2 separate regions of the Homo sapiens genome follow, and region 1 is linked to region 2. The links are chromatin loops, found by intact Hi-C in ENCODE. Cell type or tissue: endothelial cell of umbilical vein. All regions are shown on one strand. Each heading gives the region's core, and the rest is flanking DNA. Links, peaks and the distances in the headings are about the cores only. Region 1 has its middle 650 kb from the start of SQOR. Region 2 has its middle 450 kb from the start of SQOR.

Region 1 (2,932 bases), core at 255-2,754, 190 kb after region 2:
AAATGTGAGCCCTGGTGTTAAATGGAATATGGATTTTTTTCTCTGTAGAGAGTGTGATAAATTATCTGTAGAAGGGAATGTCTTGTGATCTATATGTTTATGTGTGACACTCTATTGATGAAGTGAAACAGCGGGATGCTGGAATACACGGTAGGAACATCTCACAGGCTATGGAAATGGGAAGAAAAATAGCATACAAATGTCTGTGAGAGAAATATGAAAAAACACTTTTGAAAATACTTATTTGTGTAGATATGTGTTACGGACCAAAACGTTCTGATCTATTAACCATGCACCAGAGAATTAATCCTGTCACTATGAACCTATCTAAGCCGTGTGGTCATAAAGTCCAGTAAGATGCCAGACACTGTCAGTCAGGGCTTAGAAGTAAGCTGGAATATAGCACCCATACCTGTGGACAAAACAACAACAATCGACACCTCAAAGTCTCTCTAAAGCTTCCGACCTTGAAATCAAAGAATTTCTGAAAAAAGATGTTAAAATGGCCAAAGAGATGGGAGAACCTAGTGCAACCAAAGGGATAATTGTTCATTTTGTAAATATTTACTCTTTAGCGGCTGAGTTTTTAGACACTAGACTAGATGCTGTAAGAAGAGGCAGAAAGGAATACAACTTTACCTTAACCCGAAAGAGGTTTACGCTTAAACAGAGAAAAGCCTTATATATACCTAAAGAACCCATGGGATTAAATGAAGGAGCTGGAAACAGAAATGCTGTTTGTGTTGAGCTAACTCCAAGTTTCTTAGAGTAGAGCAGTCAGTGATAATGACCTGTCACATAGGTTTTGCCAATCTAAGCTGCATCTGCCCTGGGCTAGAGGTGGCAAGGTATGGTTGAGCGAAAACTTGAACAGTGTGAAGAGTCAAAGGCTGAGAAGGGATGTGATAAAAATTTATAAAAAGTGGAGTGAGTGAGCACAAACATTTTTCTCAAATGGAGAAATGGGGAAGTGCTAGAAATAGGAAGGTTTCCTTTGAGCAATACATTAACACCCCCTCAAATAAAATAAAAGAAGGAAAGGAGGGAATGAGGGAAGGGGAGGGAGGGAGGGAGGAGAAAAATTTTGCTTTCCATTTTTCCAGTCTTATGGAACTAGTTACTCCAAGTTGGTATGAGTTGGTTATGTTGTAAGTCTGAAAATTATAAAAGTGTCTGCATAAATTCATGGATGGTGGATGGCAGGTCCACATGCATTATTGAGACAATATAAGGTACAGAGGGGTAGGATACTCTAGTGCAAAAAGCACTGGTTTGAGAGTCAGAAAATTTAGGATTGAATCTGCCTTCATCAGCAACTGTTTTGTCTGACTTTGAGCAAGTTACTTTACCTTAGTTTTCTCATCTGCAGAAAAGGAGATGACCTGTCTATTTTACAGGATGATTAAAGGGGGCAATGGACGTAAAAGACTTAATAAACTTCTCATTAGCAAACACACATGCCTTGAGACTGAATATAGAAAGTTCGACATTATCTTCCCACCAAACTAGTCCTGTTACCTTGCCTTTTAAAGCCCACTCTTAAATTTATAAACAGTGCTTTTGGTGAAGAGTAGAGGGCATGCAAAATGGACATCAAGGTATTTCTCATACCTAACCATAGTGTAGTACTGCCCCCTGGCCCTCGTTTTGACTCCAAGCATCAGTGAAAATTAATGTCCTATGCAGTGACTTAGGTACAAGACCAGCAGAGGGAAGAGTACTCAGCCCCAGTCCTTTATATGCAGGAAGCAGGCAGGCTTTGTGTCTATAAGGAGACTTGGATAGATTGCAAGTCCATGCAAAGATTTCTCTTCTGGTTTTCGTTATTTTAAAAGGCAACTTACCTATGTAGAACAATTTGACAAGGTCATATATTATATCAAGATAAAATAATATTTTATAGTTCAGTTATCCTGAACTACAGACAAGAACTAAAATGATCTCTAATGGACAAAAATAGCTGTGTCCTTACTGTAGAGCTGTGATGGAGAGCTGCTGGCTTGACAGCTCCAGGTGGTTTCAGATGCATGACAGCTAATGACTTCTCAGCTCCACCCCTTTCAGGTGACGGAGCAGTAAAAGGCAGTGACTGAGATGCTTCTGACTAGGGTCATCCAGGAATAGCAGCTGCATTTATGCCATTAATTATTTAAAAGAGAATGGTAAAAGACTCTGCCCCTCATAGCTACTCTTATTTGTTCTTTGACAAATGGAAAAGAGAGGAATTTATTTTTTCCCCTAAGGATCTGTGCATTCCCTTGGTGTGCAGCTGTATATGAAGGTGGTATTAAATAGGTCCGAGTACAATACCCTTGAGAACCATTGGCTTTTCCCCAAATAGGTTATTCTATAACCAAATGTTCCATTTGATCATTGAATTAAAATGTTTATCTGGTTGCCTAAAGAGATTTTATAGAAATTCATTGATTTGTCTTGCTTCAGATGATAGACACTTAGAGTTTGGTTAGCTGGCTACCACCAAAGTCCAGTGTCTGGTGAAAGATCAGTAGTTTAAGCTATGGTCAAGCAAGTACCTTCAGTCTGCTTAGCTGTAAGTGAACTCCAAATTGAGCTAGCTAGATTTCTGGACAGTATTTACAGTATTTTTGTTTCAGAAATTTGACAACAATTAAGGGATTAAAGAGATGTGATAAATTTGTTCTTCCATGGGACTTCAAGCCAATTCCTGCTATCAATTAGGCAAAAGAGCCAACTGCTCAGGGCTTACTCTAATGGGGGAAGCTACTGTTTTCTCTTTCTCCTTTTCTTTTCTTTCTTTTCTTTCTTTCTTCTTTTTTTTCTTTTTCTTTTTTTTTTTTGCCTAGGAGGGGTAGTTAGTTCAGTGAGTAGGTATGTTTTGTGGGAATCTGAATGAGGGACTACATCCTCATCCTGAAATCAAATCCTTATTCTCCTACATTTTTTTTTCTGT
Region 2 (2,932 bases), core at 175-2,674:
ATTCTGATTCTCATTTCTTTTTTTTGTGACTTACTTCTCCCCTCTGGAAAATTTTAGGGTCTTATATAGTCTCTGTTGTTTAGTAACATAAATTTGAGTCTTTTGTAGTTTTAGGCTTTTACATGATTTTAAAGGGTAGCTGATTATGTTCGTTTTTCCTTACTAAGATTAAAGACTGACATCTTCAGAATAGAATATCAGTTTTAATGCACAAAAGAATGAACCTATGTATACAGTCAATACCACACTCATATTCAAACAAACATGTTGGTTCAACCCCATATTTACAAGTTTATCCCACAAGTTTATATGTACAAACTTGTGATGTCTTAAAGCACGAGTGTACAATGTATTCCATATGTAGTATTAAAATGAATGCACTGTTATTTTTCTGTAAAAATGGAAAAAAGGGTCTATCATACTCAATTCCAAACAACCAAAAAGGCAAGTGAAAACATTTTAATGTAATTAATAATGTCTATATAGGATATACAAATGTATATGTATAGGAGACTGCTTTATCATTGAATACTTATTATATTGTAAGCTTTATGAGGAAGGAGTTTGTTTCTAGCTAAATTTTAGAATGTTATATATATGATTTAACACATAAAATATATTTACATATAGATGCATGTAAATATGTGTATATATAAATATATAAATGTGTATATATTTATATTTACACACATGTATATATGTGTATATATGTGTATATAAATTACATATATACATATGTGTTATAAAGCAAATGTATATACTACATAGATACATATAATGTGTAATATATTTATATACATATGTGTGTAAATATAAACAAGTTATATATTTATATATAAACATACAACATATATAAAATATATGTAAATATATAAATTATTATATAACCATAAATATATATATATTTATTACTGCTGGGTTACTACTGCAAGAACATTTCCTGCTAATGGCATCCACCCAACTTTGAGAAGTACTCTCATTCCTTATACTTCTACAAGTACTTTTTTCCAACTTCTCACATTCTTGCGACTTACTCAGAATAGAGCGTAAGCTTACACATTCACTAACATCCTTATCTTTTTCTAATTCTTTTTAGGCATTATTTTCTTATAAATGATTTTTAATTCTATAAAATGAGAGGACACAGATTTATATCAGAAGAGATAAGGCCAAGGGAAATACTATGTTTTCAGAGGCATGATTAGCTCCTTTAATACTTTTGTTATTTGCTCAGAAAGTGACAGAAACATAATCCTGAATGGAATGTCTACTGCAGCTCTCATGAATGACTTGGTGGTGCATATAGTCTTCGGTATCTGGGGAATACAAGTACATAGAGGAAACATGACTAATTTAGTTTCCTGCCTCAGGAAAATCAAAGTTATGGGTAAACACTTGGCTCCTGTAGACAAAAGTTAGTAAAACAATGGCTTCTATTCTACAGATTTATTTGACTTAACAATTTTCTTGCCTGTAGAGTTAAGAATTGAGACAAAACCTTACCTAGTTGCCAAAGAAAATTCCCAGGGCATAATCTGATCTCAACATAAGGCTTTTGTCACAGGAAAAGAGACACAAAAAATGACAAATGCAGGTACAGTCTGGATGGAACACAGCATGCCTTTCTTGAAATGGAAAGGACATCTGCTTGTTGCCTATTTGTATATGCTTCCCATTCACTTTAATGCTTAGAGAATAAAACAGATTGGGGATCTTGGGAAACAGGGTTCAAACTATAAGAATCCCTACTGGCTGTCCTGTAGAGAGTTAATAGCTAATGTGGATAGAGGCAGTGACCAGCCTCCATTTCATCTTCCTATTGTCTGCTAGAGCAGCATGTAATCTATTTCAGGCATCTGCAACTGGAGGGAAAACATGCCAATTATTTTTATTGATCTAAAGCCTTCACAGGTGGGACACCTTGCCAGGGTGGCATATGGAAATTTAGATAAGGAAATGATTGCAGAGACACGAAAAGGGCTTTGCTATTCGGAAGGAATGTGTAGGCCTTAAAAAAAATGAACAGACACTTGGTATTCCAGAGCTTAAGAGCACCAAAGATGAATTATGCAGTCGCAGCAATGGAAATTGATTACTAAGCCTTCGATGAGTCACATGCCTTAGGAATTAAGTACCCCAATCTATTATTGTCAGTATCCTGATGGGTCAACCAGGCTGTGAATGGGAATTTGCATTAAATTGATTTGAGTGTTTTTTCTTGAACTAACATCACTCAATCAAGGGACACATTCAGACAGAGCTAGATAAGTCTGACTGAATTTGATTTGGAAAAGCAGAGTAGCAAGGAATTAGCAGGCAGAATTTAAAAATGCCATAAATCTGGCATTGCAAACTGGGCTGGGAAAAGCAGGTGACCAATCTCTGTGCCACAAACAGTGTATAAAATCAAAGCAAATTTGTTTCTCATCTCCGTAGCATGTTGACATAGTCATGGATTGCAAAAATCATCAGGTAACACAGAGGGCTGCTTCCATAAGATCTGATCCAGAAACAATGAAGTATTTGCCATCTATTCAGGGCCAAGAGTCTATATTTCTAGCATACATTTGCTGTGCAATGATCTTTTGACCCCAGGAAAGTCACTTACTTTACATGTAAAGAAGCTTTATGTGAAGAGGGTAAGTAAACTAGATGACCTCAGATCCACTCAGGTTTAACACTGTGTGATGATGTGGGTCCAAAAATATCAAGTGACAAATTTCACTTAGACATTTGATGTTCTTTGCAGTTTAGATGCCGGGATCCACAAGGAGCTTTAGTTGTAATGTGTACCCTGTCATGACACATAAGTGATGGTTTAGGGAGGGCATAAATCCCCAGGGGCTATGGTGGGTTGGGAAGTTTTGAGATGGATTTTGAAAGACACTGATTGAGGCATTGATGCTCAAAATGATTTGGATTCATTAACAAA

Evidence for each region. A loop is a pair of places that touch in the nucleus more often than their neighbours do. Peaks named below come from ENCODE experiments on the same cell type or tissue, not always from the same donor. Only the 100,000 strongest peaks of a DNase experiment are listed, where the experiment ranks them.
Region 1: a loop joins it to region 2, with 9 times the contacts of the local background. A loop is called at or near these places in 6 of 110 quality-filtered maps.

Annotation. Positions count from the first base shown.
Region 1 is chr15:46,279,291-46,282,222 of GRCh38, forward strand. No RefSeq gene overlaps it. Among named protein-coding and RNA genes, the nearest start is that of SQOR, 650 kb to the left of the region's middle. In endothelial cell of umbilical vein, for the core only: a CTCF peak has its summit at 1,691 (motif pointing right); a DNase peak (open chromatin) is centred at 1,641.
Region 2 is chr15:46,087,719-46,090,650 of GRCh38, forward strand. No RefSeq gene overlaps it. Among named protein-coding and RNA genes, the nearest start is that of SQOR, 450 kb to the left of the region's middle. In endothelial cell of umbilical vein, for the core only: no CTCF peak of the experiment used is centred there; DNase peaks (open chromatin) are centred at 1,403 and 1,853; H3K27ac peaks cover 2,225 bases.